Linked DNA regions of Homo sapiens: region 2 is linked to region 1. A link is an interaction called in ENCODE POLR2A ChIA-PET data of the cell type or tissue named here. Cell type or tissue: MCF 10A. All regions are shown on one strand. Links, peaks and the distances in the headings refer to the core of each region. The heading gives the core; the rest is flanking DNA.

Region 1 (7,561 bases), core at 1,324-5,323:
ATGGAAGCGCAGAGACTAAGTGACTCACAAAACATCATATAGTTTGTGAGCGACAGAAATCTTTATGTTTCTTAATTTATCTCTTATCAACTCCAAGAAATGTTTGAGAATGGTTTCAGAGCCCTCTGATGTGGTTAGCAAAGCTACTAAATCAATGTGCCTATTGAAAATACAAAATTAGAGTTCTATCATCTGTTATCTGCTTGCAACTTGAACCACAAAAATATTAAAATGTAGAAATTTAAATAAGATGTGCCTTATGGGAAAAAATGTAAAACCATCATAAACAATCTACTAGCTAGATATTGAAAAATATACCACTTTTAATAATTCAGCACCGAAAAAAAGCATCCTAAAATAATTTGAAGGTTAATACATAAAAACTGAGACAGAGAGAAGAGAAAAAAGAAGGCCTACTCAAAAATTCTATTAATCCTCACTAATGTTCTGTTTTGCCTCCCCTAGGCACTAATTCTTCGTGAGAATGCCAAAATGCTAGATGATATTACCTTGGGTTTCCTAAGTGGGAAGCTTCTTTATATAGTGTGGTACAGCAATGTTTATGTCTTAAAGGCTAACAAGTAAACAGGAGCTAATGTTTACAAAGCAGAAAGTCAATCCGGAGTTCCTGAAAGGTATTTTGTTCATACAGCACATAAGCCAAGTAGCTGGTCAAATAATTAACATCGTCTTCCTTAATTGTTGGTATCAGTTGTCATTAATACATAAAATTAGGAATTTTGCTGGGTCAACATTTTAAATGGGAAGACAATCTCTAGGAACATATTCATTTATTAACTCCTATGACAAGCCGGTGACAGCTCCCCCTTGTACAGAAAAAATGGTTCCTTTTTTTTCACTTTGGTTACTGGCATCTAGTTCTCTAACCCCACATTTTTTAACATCCCATTAATTCAAATCTTCAAACTAATAACCTATATTGTGCAAAGTGAGAGTGTTTAAAAGCAAAGGTGCTGACAGTTTGTAGATAGAGGAAGTAAATTTCTTTTAAAAGACTTTATAGGTGCTTATCTGATTCTGTCAAGGCAGTGATTATAACACACAAATATGACAGCGTTCACTGATAAAGGCAATGTGAGTAACTGCCAACAGAGGCATCCACCAAAGAATATCTAGGCCTGATAATATAGCTATATTAAAATTTAAACCTATTTGTAGAATCGTTGCCCTGGCATTATTAGAGATCATTTCTAGAGGTCAAAAGCAGCTGGTCCTCTCTCCCTGTAAATCTTTAGCATCTTCTCCTTAAGAAACAAGTGATTTAGTTTCCAAATTTAAAGTTTTAAAGTAACAGGCTTTTCACAGGTAATCAGTTCTAAGATCATGAAAACATACAGGGTTTCATATTGCAATTCATACTGTGTACTAGGACATATATTGCTGATGTGAATGTCTTATTCTTTTTTTCTCTGGTGAAGGACCTATCAGTTCAAAAGTTGTGTTCTAGCTTCAGGTTTCGGCTGCAGACAGATTGCTGACCTCAGTCTAGGTGGAAGCCATGAAAAAACTAAACCAAAAAAAAAAAAAAAAAAAGAGCAGACCAACTAACACAGATTGTCAAATGACAAAACTTCAAACCAGAGCAGTATATTCACTTTGATTCCTTCATTCAGTATTCACTTAAGGCCTAATATTTCTGGATACTGAACAAGATTATTCAGAATTTTTTTTTTTTTTTTTTAAGGAAAAAGAAAACCTGGTCCCTGCCTTCAAGGAACTTGTATGGCAAACACTTGCAAGCAAATGACTCTAATAATAGTATGTGTTTACTATGTTCTATGCATTGTTTTTAGTGCTTTACATGAATTAACATCCCTTTTATCAATCCTATAGTGTAAATACTATTATGTTCTCCATTTTACATATGAAGAAATGGAGCATAGAGAGGTTAAGTAATTTGCCTGAGTTCAAACAGCTGATAAAAGAGAGTCAAGTTTCAGATCCAAATATAGGAAGTTTGGCTTCAGCATCCAGGTTCTTTCCCATCATACCACACTCAATTATTCTACAATAGAACACTGGAGAGAAAGAGATGCAGGTGGGGAGGAAGGAGGCAGGAATAATGGGAATAGGTGGAAGAGAAGGCGGAAGATGTATTTATCCGGATACAATCAAAGAACCATTTCAGAGGAAAAAGGAGAATGTGAGTTGGAACTTTAAGTTTGAGTAATGATCCCCAGAAATAATTAAAGAATCCTTCTAGGCAATTTGGAAAATTTTCTTTCATTTATTTTCATTTACTTGTATATATGTGTGTGTTAACCCTTGCCTTTGCATGAGTTTTTCTGCAACCCGAAATTCATACTACATCTCTGTAAAACTAAGGCTAATCTGTAATTACAATTCATTTTATCTGGAAAATGTTATTGTACTCCCTAAAATATGTACACTAATTCTACATAGCAATAATTATTTTGGATGTTAGTTAAATGCTTTGCTAAAACAGGGGGAAACTGCTTTGTTCCTAGTTATTTGGGTAAATTTAATTTAAAAAAAGGTTTTCTTTTTTATTCTTCTTGTTCTCTTCAGTTTGGTCAGAACTGCCTCACGGTCTCATAGTTTTGGTTTGCACTTCAGTGGTTAGAGAAGTCTGAACTCCTTTTGCTTTGGAAAGCTGGTAAGCACAGAAAGTGAGAGGCAAGGATGTATTTGCTAAGGTATATTTCTAGAAAATTCCATGTAGACAGTGTAAAGGGATGGTATTTGATAGAACACACTATTTAAAATTATGACTTTGGAATGGGGACATTTTAAACTCAGTTATAGGCATATATGGCCTCTTTTCCTTTCCTTTCTTCCTCCACCACAAAATTCTATGTTGACTGGAAGTCAACTATTTTGAGAGATGCTATATTGAATTGTAGGATAGTAAGAAAAGTCATGTAGCTGATATACTGCGATGGGAGCAGCTTAACAGCAGCTTTAACTGATAATTCCTAGTTTTCTGTAGGCTCATTAGCGCAAACAGTGTGGAATTGGCGAGCCACCGTCCTAATCAGTACAGTTGTAGGGTAGGCATTAGGCATTAGGGTTTCCAGAAATTGGACCCCTGATAGCTCTTAGAGCTAGAGCCTATGTCTTATTTCACTGTCCTAAACCACTGAAAAATATAACAGCCACAGCATGTTTAATTTCACTGAGCTATAAGTGTTGAGGAAAAAATATTTTTAAATCACTTTTAGATTTTAATTAATATGTCTAATAATCTCTTGGGAAATCTCTAGCAAGGCAGCCAATGAAAATGTGATGATTGCAAACTTGATTTTATAGAAGTATATTTTGTATGCTTTTTATTCAGATATCTGCAATGTCACAAGGAAAATATTAATATTTTTTGCTCTAGTTTGTCAAATTTTGATAAAAATTATTTTATACATCTTAATTTTATTTGCTAGAACATAATTATAATTTTATACTATTTGTAAACTAAATGAAATTTCAGGATTCAGTCCAATGGTCACCTTATTCTACTTTGGAATAATGAAAACAACATTAAAAATATTAACCAGCTACTCTACAACTCATGGAGTGTGAAAGTTTAAGTAAGTATTCTGGTGACAGCTTGCAACAGAAATAGAAAGTGGCATACCATTAATCAAGTTATCTGATATGTCATAAAAAGGTGGAATTGGTGGAAAACATAGCTATTTCCACTACATTCTCAAGACAGTACTGTCTGCAGGTATTCTTCTAAAGCCTTCATGCTGTGGACCCTTTTGTCCAAAGCATTTTAAGAAGGTCTCCTGTGAGCCCTTTTCATTAATCACCAGTGTAGTCTACACGGGAGTCTCCTGAAAGAAGTAGAGGAAAGTCTTGTGTTGAGAGACCTTCAGAAACAGATGACAAGAGCACCCCAGCCTCGAGACGGGGTCATGAAGGGTGGAAATATGAGCTCCTAACCCTTGACCTCTTTGCCTCTTTATTTTGATTCCTTTAACAATACACGTTTGGCAGACACAAGCAGTGGCAAGTCCTTCTCTCTTTTGTTAGGCTTGGGAAAAACTCAGGGCAGCTCACTGTGACTCCCACCTAAGGGCTTGCCTGGTTTTTAATTAGAATTACAACTCATGCCACATTTTTTTAAATAATGGTTTTTAAAAAGACCCAAGCAATAATATATTTCTAAAATTTCCATAGCCAAATGAGCATAACTTTCAAGGGGCCATTATTAGTTTTTTGTGTGTGAATGGGATTTTTTTTTTTTTTGGTGGATCTGTTTAGATATTTTAAATTGTATTTGTTTTGTCCCCTACAGTTAATGTCTTTTTTAAGTGATTTCACAAATGTTAGTGGTTACAGATCATGAAAGGATGTTAAAAAGGGATGCCACGGCTCTGGAAGAACAAGATGAATATTATCCATATGTGTGTTCACAATCTTGGAGAAATAACAATAACAACAAAACTATAATAATTTTTCATAGAACTATCTATCCAAACATAACCTTACAGTAAAAAATTTTAAATAGTGCTTCTTATGAAAACACACATTATTCTAATTTAATGCTAAAATGATCGGGTCCATTTACATTTGATAGTTTCTGAGATTCTAAAAGCTTGTGTATTTATTGACCCAAGTAAGTTACCATGGACTTTTGTCCAAAGAAAATAAAAAACATGACATGCAAAGAAGCTGTGGAGCAAATGTCACATGGCTTTGGTTCCAAAAATTCAAAGAATATACAGAGAGCTGATAGTCAACTAACATTCTGGTACATAATACCAGGAAAAAAAATCGAGAATTTTCATTATTCCTAGAGAAATGCTTGTCCCTGCCTCCCTCTCTTTTTCCTGTTTTCCTCTACCACTTCCTCCTGTTTTCACACAAACAAAAATATTGAACTCAATTTTACCCTATTTTTCAGGTTGTCTTAATGGTTAGTAGTCACATCCCATAATCCCTTTAAACTTTTAAAAATATTACTTGGGGCTTGGACACAGGAAGGGGAACATCACACACCGGGGCCTGTTGTGGGGTAGGGGGAGGGAGAAGGGATAGCATTAGGAGATATATCTATTGTCAAATGACTAGTTAATGGGTGCAGCACACCAACATGGCACATGTATATATATGTAACAAACCTGCACGTTGTACACATGTACCCTAAAACTTAAAGTATAATAATAAAAAAAAAATTACTTGGGGTTATTATGGTGCTGGGGCTGGAAAATCTAGTGTCAGATGTAGCCAAGACATTTGTTTGTTACATATGTATACATGTGCCATGTTGGTGTGCTGCACCCATTAACTCGTCATATACATTAGATATATCTCCTAATGCTATCCCTCCCCCCTTCCCCCATCCCACAAGAGGCCCCAGTGTGTGATGTTCCCCTTCCTGTGCCCAAGAGTTCTCATTGTTCAATTCCCACCTATGAGTGAGACCATACGGTGTTTGGTTTTTTGTCCTCGTGATAGTTTGCTGAGAATGATGGTTTCCAGCTTCATCCATGTCCCTACAAAGGACATGAACTCATCATTTTTTATGGCTGTATAGTATTCCATGGTGTATATGTGCCACATTTTCTTAATCCAGTCTATCACTGATGGACATTTGCATTAGTTCCAAGTCTTTGCTATTGTGAATAGTGCCGCAATAAACATATGTGTGCATGTGTCTTTATAGCAGCATGATTTATAATCCTTTGGGTATATACCCAGTAATGGGATGGCTGGGTCAAATGGTATTTCTAGTTCTAGATCCTTGAGGAATCGCGACACTTTCTTCCACAATGGTTGAACTAGTTTACAGTCCCACCAACAGTGTAAAAGTGTTCCTATTTCTCCACATCCTCTCCAGCACCTGTTGTTTCCTGACTTTTTAATGATCACCATTCTAAATGGTGTGAGATGGTATCTCACTGTGGTTTTGATTTGCAGTTCTCTGATGGCCAGTGATGATAAGCATTTTTTCATGTGTCTGTTGGCTGCATAAATGTCTTCTTTTGAGAAGTGTCTGCTCATATCATTTGCCCACTTATTGATGGAGTTGTTTGTTTTTTTCTTGTAAATTTGTTTAAGTTCTTTGTAGATTCTGGATATTAGCCCTTTGTCAGATGAGTAGATTGCAAAAATTTTCTCCCATTCTATAGGTTGCCTGTTCACTCTGATGGTAGTTTCTTTTGCTGTGCAGAAGCTCTTTAGTTAAATTAGATCCCATTTGTCAATTTTGACTTTTGTTGCCATTGCTTTTGGTGTTTTAGACATGAAGTCCTTGCCCATGCCTATGTCCTGAATGGTATTGCATAGGTTTTCTTCTAGGGTTTTTATGGTTTTTAGTCTAACATTTACGTCTTTAATCCATCTTGAATTAATTTTTGTATAAGGTGTAAGGAAGGGATCCAGTTTCAGCTTTCTACATATGGCTAGCCAGTTTTCCCAGCACCATTTATTAAATAGGGAATCCTTTCCCCATTTCTTGTTTTTGTCAGGTTTGTCAAAGATCAGATGGTTGTAGATGTGTGGTATTATTTCTGAGGGCTCTGTTCTGTTCCATTGGTCTATATCTCTGTTTTGGTACCAGTACCATGCTGTTTTGGTACTGTAGCCTTGTAGTATAGTTTGAAGTCAGGTAGCATGATGCCTCCAGCTTTGTTCTTTTGGCTTAGGATTGATGCAGCCAAGACTTTTTTATTTGTTTGATTTCAGCTCAAGTTCAAACAAAAGCACCAAAGTTGAATATTTTAATTATATGGTTGAATTTTAACTACTTTACAATAGCGTTTTATCTGGTTGAATTTTAATTACAATAGTGTTGTTTTGTTTTTTAGGCTACTCCATAATTGTTAAGTCTCTACTTCTTTAATTCATTATATAGTCAAAAAATAAATTGAATGTGATATTTTTCTTTCTTTTTATTATTATACTTTAAGTTTTAGGGTACATGTGCACAACGTGCAGGTTAGTTACATGTGTATACATGTGGTATGCTGGTGCGCTGCACCCACTAACTTGTCATCTAGCATTAGGTATATCTCCTAATGCTATCCCTCCCCCCTCCCCCCACCCCACAACAGTCCCCAGAGTGTGATGTTCCCCTTCCTGTGTCCATGTGTTCTCATTGTTCAATTCCCACCTATGAGTGAGAATATGCGGTGTTTGGTTTTTTGTTCTTGTGATAGTTTACTGAGAATGATGATTTCCAATTTCATCCATGTCCCTACAAAGGACATGAACTCATCATTTTTTATGGCTGCATAGTATTCCATGGTGTATATGTGCCACATTTTCTTAATCCAGTCTATCATTGTTGGACATTTGGGTTGGTTCCAAGTCTTTGCTATTGTGAATAGTGCTGCAGTAAACATACGTGTGCATGTGTCTTTATAACAGCATGATTTATAGTCCTTTGGGTATATACCCAGTAATGGGATGGCTGGGTCAAATGGTATTTCTAGTTCTAGATCCCTGAGGAATCGCCACACTGACTTCCACAATGGTTGAACTAGTTTACAGTCCCACCAACAGTGTAAAAGTGTTCCTATTTCTCCACATCCTCTCCAGCACCTGTTGTTTCCTGACTTTTTAATGATCGCCATTC
Region 2 (7,561 bases), core at 1,306-5,305, 330 kb after region 1:
GTTCAATACATTTGCACACAAATCAATGACACAACGTCCCACCAGCAGCCAGCTAATCCCCCTCAATGCCTACTCATCTGGACGTTCCAGAATTAATATTTGACGATTCTCTCATTGAAACAACCACCCCTGACCTTCTGCAATTCCACTGTCACGTTATTCTGTGACATATTCATCTTGAATTCATTTCCAGACAATTTGATTGGAATGAGGTTTGACATGTATTGGCTTCCATGAAAGAAGCAGACTTTGATCTGGATGATGGGGTTTACATGATATACATCATCTTTACCAGGGATACCAGCCTTCTGCAATGTGGTAGTGACGAGGTTCCCACAATGTGGTGTCTGAACAGGGAGTGACTGACAGCTGCTCTGTCAGGAATACCTTCATTGTGAAGAATTTAATTTAATATTCCATTTAGAATAAGCATATGATTTAGGGTGGTATTTTCCCTTCCAGGCGTCTAGTTTTCCTCATTTCAACTATATCACTAGCTGATGGTTGCCTCCAAAGATGTTCCCTCATTGGTAGACAAAGGAACCTTCCTAACCAAAGTCAAATAGACAACCCAGGAAATGGCTCTCTATATTATCTGGGGATGATTTAATGGCAAAAGTCTCAAGAGAGGTATGAGTTGTTATGTAAATTCAGTTGTTTTGATTCTTTAATACTGTTTTGGAAGACCCAAAAGCAATGTTTCCTAAGCTTTTGTCACAGGATGTTTTGTAGAATCCTTGCTTGGAAATTAAAGCATATCCAAGTATATTTTCTTCCATACTCAGTTCCATTAATGATGTTTAAAACTCAAATTTCCATAGCAGAGGAGAAGAATATCCTCTTTTATTGCCAAAATCCTAACAGATCTCATCTCCTTTGCACAATTTGGGCTTAGAAATACGGATGGCCTCCTGGGGCTTATGTTATTTCTTTGCATAAGAATAGAGGCAAACTCCCTGTGTAGGAATCTTGAAGTCTGTTTGTGACTAGCCTCTAAAGAAATTTACCTCTGTTTAGGGTGGCAACCTGGCCAGAAACAGGGAAGAAAGAACTGAACAAGTGACTATTGATTTAGTGCAGAACATTCAGATGACAAGACTTGTTTCTAGCCAGGTTCTATACAGTGGCCCTCAGCTGAGTAAGGCCCACCTCCTGATCTGGGCATAACTTACAATAAACAATCATCATTTAATTTAGCATTGCTTAAAATATTAAAATGGAAAAATAGCCCAGCTGTTGATCTGAAATATCCTCCATTTTTTTTTCTTTCCAAGGCAGTGAGATCAGACATTCAAACCAGTGATTTAAGGAGCTCTGGCAGATGGTAGGGCCACCAAATGTTCTATTTCTAGAAAAGAACTAGGAAATCACTTGTTTATGCCACTGCATTCGTCTGGGTAGGTGAGCAAAAGTGCTTAGGGCATGATTCTGGGCACTGGTTTGCAGAGGCTCTGAAGATCAAGAGATATTTGGGGTCTAGTGGTGGAATATGCTCCAAATAGGTCCCCAAGAAAACAAGCTTCCAGTGTTTCATTTTGACATGTGCTAAAGATCTGTGGGTTGTGAGATACTCTTTTTCTCTACAAATGAAGCAGAAAAGTAGACTTAACAATGTTATATCTCCAGGCATGGGTAGGAATAGAATGTTTCAGTCAAGCATTTGGTGTTGGGGGCAGGTATAGTGAGATGTTTCTGGAAAAAAAATCTGAAGAGCACTGAGGAGACACCATTCCTTAGCCAGCCCAATTGATAATCTCTGTAGCCTGGGTTCCCTGCTTCCCAGGCTCTGGAAGACTCAAAATGATCTCTCTAAAGACTAAAATATACCTCTCAGTTGTTGATGCCCCATCACCTTGAACTGGATACTGCTTTGGGGCTTATTTCAAAGATATACCTTGAAGATCCTTATGTAATCCCTTATTGCTGTCTCTGGGGAAATGTCCTTCGAGGAGAATGTCTGGTCCCATTGCTGGGTTTAGCCAACCAACATATAGACCATATAGCTCTAAGGAACTTGCAAAGATCAGGCAACCTCAGTGACCTGCAGGTCTACTGACCCCTGGCTACTCAAGCAAGAAGAAGCTACCTAAAATGGGTCCAGATGTTTTCAGCTTTCAAGAGAAGGCTGCATCTGGGAAGGAGCTCCATGGGGCCAGCCTACTCTCCAGGATTTTGGCTGAATCAGATGTGTTTGCCCTTTTGCTGCTGGCACAAAAAAGTCATACACAAGTTCAAAGCTTTTCAAAGGCAAAGTGACTAACAGAAAGTGTGTAGTATGCTAGCAGACTATGTGTATAAAACCTCTGTTTCTTAACCCTGGAGTCCAGAGAGTCAGTGGTTAGAATTCCAGAGGGCCCATAAACTTGGAGGAGAAAAAAATGCCTCTTTATTTTCACAACCTTCTATTGGAAAGTTAGTGTTTTCTTCTATGATGAATATGTGCAGCAAATACTGGACTATTAGAAGTTCAACAGACTCACCAGGCTTCCTAAGGGTTCCACAGCCTGAAACAACTAAAAACCCCTCTTCTCCTATCTGTCCATACTGTTATTCAAAGCTTTTGATGGAGGTGGGGTCACAGTGTATATATTAAGAAATCTGGCCGGGTGCAGTGGCTCACGCCTGTAATCCCAGCACTGTGGGAGGCCGAAGTGGGCAGGTCACCTGAGGTCAAGAGTTCAAGACCAGCCTGGCTAACATGGTGAAACTCCGTCTTTACTAAAAATACAAAAATTAGCTGGGCATGATGCTGGGTGCCTGTAATCCCAGCTACTTGGGAGGCTGAGGTGGAAGAATCGCTTGAACCAGGGAGGCAGAGGTTGCATTGAGCCAAGATGGCGCCATTGCACTGCAGCCTGGGCGACAGAGGGAGACTCCCTCTCAAAAAAAAAAAAAAAAAAAATCCGTGTTTTTGCAAATCAGAGTCTTAAAGCTAAAGTGAGTTTGACAAACATTCTGAACTGTTAGTTTTAGATTACCTAGGGTCCAGCAGAGAAAAAAAATTTTAATTGCCGAAATATTGCAGAAGTTCCCCTGCACTTAAACCTGAATACCACATAAGCTGAACAAGTTTGGTGTTAAGATGCGGATAGTAAAAACAACTGGGCAAGGAGTCTCAGGTAAAAACATACTCTGGCTTTTGTTTTGCTTTTTGGAGTCCTTCATGGATTCAGTCCAGAGTTGCCTAGACAATTGCATCATTCAACATACACCTGGGAGGTGAAATGACTCATTGAGATGTGTAAACCTTTCACTGGAGACCTGGCCATGCCACTGCTTGGATGAAGGATCAGAGCAGGGGAAGGATCAGAGAGATGGTGCCTGTTGGTGGAGGAGTAAACCATGGGAGAAAGTGAAAGCCAGGGAGACATATCCTGAGAGTCTAGTCACAAAACTGCTGTGTGGAAGCCCTTGGTTTTGAGAGTAGGGAGTGGGGGTCTGGCAGTCAAATACTCTTCTCTAATTTTTTTTTTTTAAATACTGAGGAGTATCTATTGGTAGAGTTATCCAAGCTCTTCCTGTAGGAGGAGCAGAAAGACCTGGACGTGTCTAAGTAGAGAGAAATTGTTGTGGAAGTTAATCCCTCCCTAAAGTGCACCCAAGGGAGGAACAATGCATTAAATGAAGGTCTCAAAGAATCTGCCAACTGTTATACATCAGTTAATTATTTTAAAAAAAAATTTTTTAAGGCCTTATTTACTGACCAGGAAATGTATAAGAATAGTCCTTGGTGCTGGGGATGGGAGGAGGGGCAGTTCAGTCAATTTCTATTCAGCATTGCTGGTATCTGCCAAAATTTCTTGCCTCTGCTAAGGGGTATGGGATATTTTACTCAATCTTTAAAACTTTTCTTAAAGATACAAGCCTTTCTCTGTTTGGGGGACACTTTTTATGGCCGCCAGGGAAGCCCAAGCACTTAGACTGGCATTTTCGGCTGCAGCGACAAGGCAGGAGTCCCGGCCAGCAGCCCTTTAAATCGCCGGACGACGCAGCTGACCTTAGCCGGTCGGCTCAGACAAAGGACTACCGCTCGCCCCCAAAGCCCCCCAACCCCCGACCCTCGGCTTTTGCCACACTCGACTGAGCCAGAACTTAAGTTTTTTTTAACCAACCGACCCCCATCCCGCCAAAGTGGCCCCCCTAGCACTGGAAGGCATCTTGTCGGAGGCGGCCACGGGCCTGCAGGCCCTCTCAGAGCCTGGAAGGGGAAACGCGGCGTGCACTTTCTACAGAGGCCTAAGACGAGGTAGGAGGAAGCAGAGAAGGCTTGGACCGCAGGCAACAAGTAGCCGAAGCTGAAAGTGGAAGTCACCCTTAAATCCCCTTTCCCAGAGGCTCCGTACGACTGCGGGGTATAGCGCTCAGGATCCCTGATTTGCCCAGGGAGATCCGAGAGCGAAAACCTGTTTCTCCTGGATCCACGCCCGACTCCTTTGTTTCTTTGGCCAGCAGGCCTGCGGGTGGGTGTGACTTGTGGCGGGGAGAGTCCTTTCAGGAAGGCACGGGTTCGAGCCCAGCCTTTTCAGGCCGTCACCACTTCCCGCCTAATCCCGTCCCTGGTCAGGGCCAGATCCTTGAGTTTCGCGCGTCTTTGAGCTCTCCAACACCGGGGAGGAGGGGCCTGCAAGGCTAAATGGGAAGAGAGTATAGAGGAAAGAGAGGGGGAGGGGAGGAGAAAGGAAGACGAAGTGAGGTAGACGTTTTGGGGAAAATAAGAGAGACGAAAAGGACCAGAAAGATGAGGGAAACGAGACATTTCGGAGAAAGCCAGAAAATAAAATTAGGCTCAACGGCTGCTAGCCTAGGAGTTTCTCAGCTCCTGGCTCCTGAGTCAGCAACCTCCTTCGGTCCTTCGATCCCGACCCCCTCCTCTTGCAGGCTGCAGGGACAAACTGCCCAACGAGACCGCCATCTCTGCGCACACGATGCTGCCCATCAGCCCCGACTGAGGTCCCGCAATGCTGCCTCCCCAAAGTTGTGGTGAATGGTGGCATAACCCAGCCCCGAGTACTTCCAGGAGCCCTGAGTCAAAGCTGATCCACTCAGCTTTCCGGAGAGGAGGGGGAGGAGGCTCAAGGGGAGAGAAAAGGATTTGTGCCCGGGTCAGAGCGCATGAGCAGTGGAAGCTTGAGATGCTGTGGGGGTGGGGTGAGGGAGGGAAAGAGGGTATATGTTTGGGGGAGAGGTGTGTGAGGGGGTGGCGGTTGGAGCAGGGAAGTGTGAGAGAGAGAGAGAGAGACCGACCGCGTGCGGCAGGACCTGTCATCACTGACGTCGGACCCGGCCGCGGGCCAATGGGCTACCCAGGCGATTGTTCCTCTCTGTGGGTCCAGGCCACGGCCCTGAATCTCTATTGACTTCCTAACGCGCCCTGCTGCTACTTCTGTAGTGTGCAGGATTTCGCGTAGGCATTAATAGCCAAGGGGGTGGGCGCGCCCAAATCCAAACCTTGGGAAGAAGAAGAGAAAGAAAGAAAGAAAAAAAAAACTTTACAGAAGTTTTTTTGTGTGGTTTTCCTTTCCCCTCCCCACTGTCAGGTGGCAGTGGTGTTAGCGGCCCGGTACAGGGAGCTCCGGGGAGCGTGGGTCGGCAAGCAGCCGGCCGCCCTCTCCTAGCCAAGCGGGGCACTGAAAATATATATGGCTGGGGCGCTTCAGAACCACCACCACCTCCAACATCATCATTTCTGTCACCTCCACTCCCCGCAGGGCATCGTGCCCCGGAGAGCCCCGGGGTGTTAGCCGCCAAAGTGCGCTTGGGGCTCAGCTCCTACCCCTCTGGAGCAGAACCCCCAGCAACCCACAGACTCAGCCCTGCGCCTTCCATTACCCCTTACATCTACTCTGCCGCTACCATCCCTCTCTAGCTCATGGCGCGGCGGGGGACTTGGCCCAACAGCAATTCGGCCCAATGGCGGCGGAGGTGTTTGGCCTTGCTCTGTCCACCGGGTTCACTGCTGGCGCTGTCTGGCTCTGAGTTCCACGGCTGACTGCAGAGGCCGTAGTGCGGCAGGGCTGGGCCTGCCCCCCGGGGCCCAGGGAAGAGCGCGCAGCCCACGCCACCCGTTCTCATGCGCGCTATTTGTTTCGACAACAGGTAGCAGCTCTGGACACCATGGCCCCCAGCTCACCGCCGCCTCCAGCCCCTCGGTGTTCCCGGGCCTCCACGAGGAGCCTCCCCAGGCCTCCCCCAGCCGTCCTTTGAATGGACTCCTGCGTCTGGGGCTCCCTGGAGACATGTACGCGCGGCCGGAGCCCTTCCCGCCAGGGCCTGCGGCCCGCAGCGACGCCCTGGCAGCTGCCGCAGCCCTGCATGGCTACGGGGGCATGAACCTGACGGTGAACCTCGCTGCGCCCCACGGTCCTGGCGCTTTCTTCCGCTACATGCGCCAGCCCATCAAACAGGAGCTCATCTGCAAGTGGCTGGCGGCCGACGGCACCGCGACCCCGAGCCTCTGCTCCAAAACTTTCAGCACCATGCACGAGCTGGTCACGCACGTCACCGTGGAGCACGTCGGCGGCCCGGAACAGGCCAACCACATTTGCTTCTGGGAGGAGTGTCCGCGCCAGGGAAAGCCCTTCAAAGCCAAATACAAACTTGTAAATCACATCCGCGTGCACACGGGCGAGAAGCCCTTCCCTTGTCCTTTCCCGGGGTGTGGGAAGGTCTTTGCTAGATCAGAAAATCTCAAAATACACAAACGAACTCACACAGGTCAGTATTCGGCGCTGTCTGTCGCGTGCGGACCCTCTGGGGAAGCAGGCCCTCGGGTCTGGATTTCCTCAAGTCCCAACTGAGGGGAGGGGGAAATATTTTGGGGTTGTTTCCATGAGCCAAGGCCATAAAATATTAATTATGCGCTTCTATTCTTAGAATCACAGAAGTTTCCGGAGGCTGTGTGTAGGGAGGATAGTGCGGGATTTCTGTTCTGGGGGGGACAAGGGTGAACGTGCCTAAGACCCTGTGTGTGCAAACATGTGCTCTCTGCTTAAGAGTTTGATTTTAAGATATTTTAAAACAGCATTGTTCCCCAAAGTCGTAAAGACATAAGAACAGCTGTCTAACTTTTTTCCTTGTCCCTTTGGAATTGCGCAGCAGAACTCTTCCACCTGTAGTCCTGATAACCTGGCCCACCTGGACTGAGAGGTTACCAGGCCCTGGAGCCTTCTTTAGGAGTTGGGGGTCGAATGGGCTAACTTTGTACGTATTTTTGAGCCTTGGTGGCCGGACACTAGGGATGTTTGGTGGACCCTCACTTTCGCTTTAGCACAGACCTATCCACCTTAAATATCATTTACCAAGCTGCTAAGGGAAATGGGGACATGTGTCAACTACATCTGCTACTTCTAGTTAACAGAAAAAAAGGAGTATCGTTCAAGAGCCTGCAAAATTGAACTCCTCTGGCCAGAGCATCTCTAATTAATACAACTGCAAGGAGAAAGTTTTCACACTTCCAGAACAGCCTGTGAAGTTACATTAATTAGTTTAGCAGCCATTGTTTGTACTCTCCTTAGTTAGGGTTTTCTCGCTCCTCCTCCCTGGAAGTTTAAGAAATCAACAT

Evidence for each region. ChIA-PET counts read pairs that join two places held together with the same protein. Peaks named below come from ENCODE experiments on the same cell type or tissue, not always from the same donor. Only the 100,000 strongest peaks of a DNase experiment are listed, where the experiment ranks them.
Region 2: POLR2A ChIA-PET joins it to region 1 with 5 read pairs; 3 of 35 experiments call an interaction of 5 or more read pairs at or near these places.

What each region holds. Positions count from the first base shown.
Region 1 is chr3:147,726,905-147,734,465 of GRCh38, reverse strand. LOC124909495 (a long non-coding RNA gene) reads left to right here and starts at 2,024. Exons shown (of 2, transcript XR_007096279.1): 1 at 2,024-2,164. In MCF 10A, for the core only: no CTCF peak of the experiment used is centred there; no DNase peak of the experiment used is centred there.
Region 2 is chr3:147,395,005-147,402,565 of GRCh38, reverse strand. ZIC4 (Zic family zinc finger 4) reads left to right here. Exons shown (of 5, transcript NM_032153.6): 3 at 6,097-6,714. Among named protein-coding and RNA genes, the nearest start is that of ZIC4, 7.8 kb to the left of the region's middle. RefSeq lists an enhancer at 6,100-6,837. In MCF 10A, for the core only: no CTCF peak of the experiment used is centred there; a DNase peak (open chromatin) is centred at 3,235.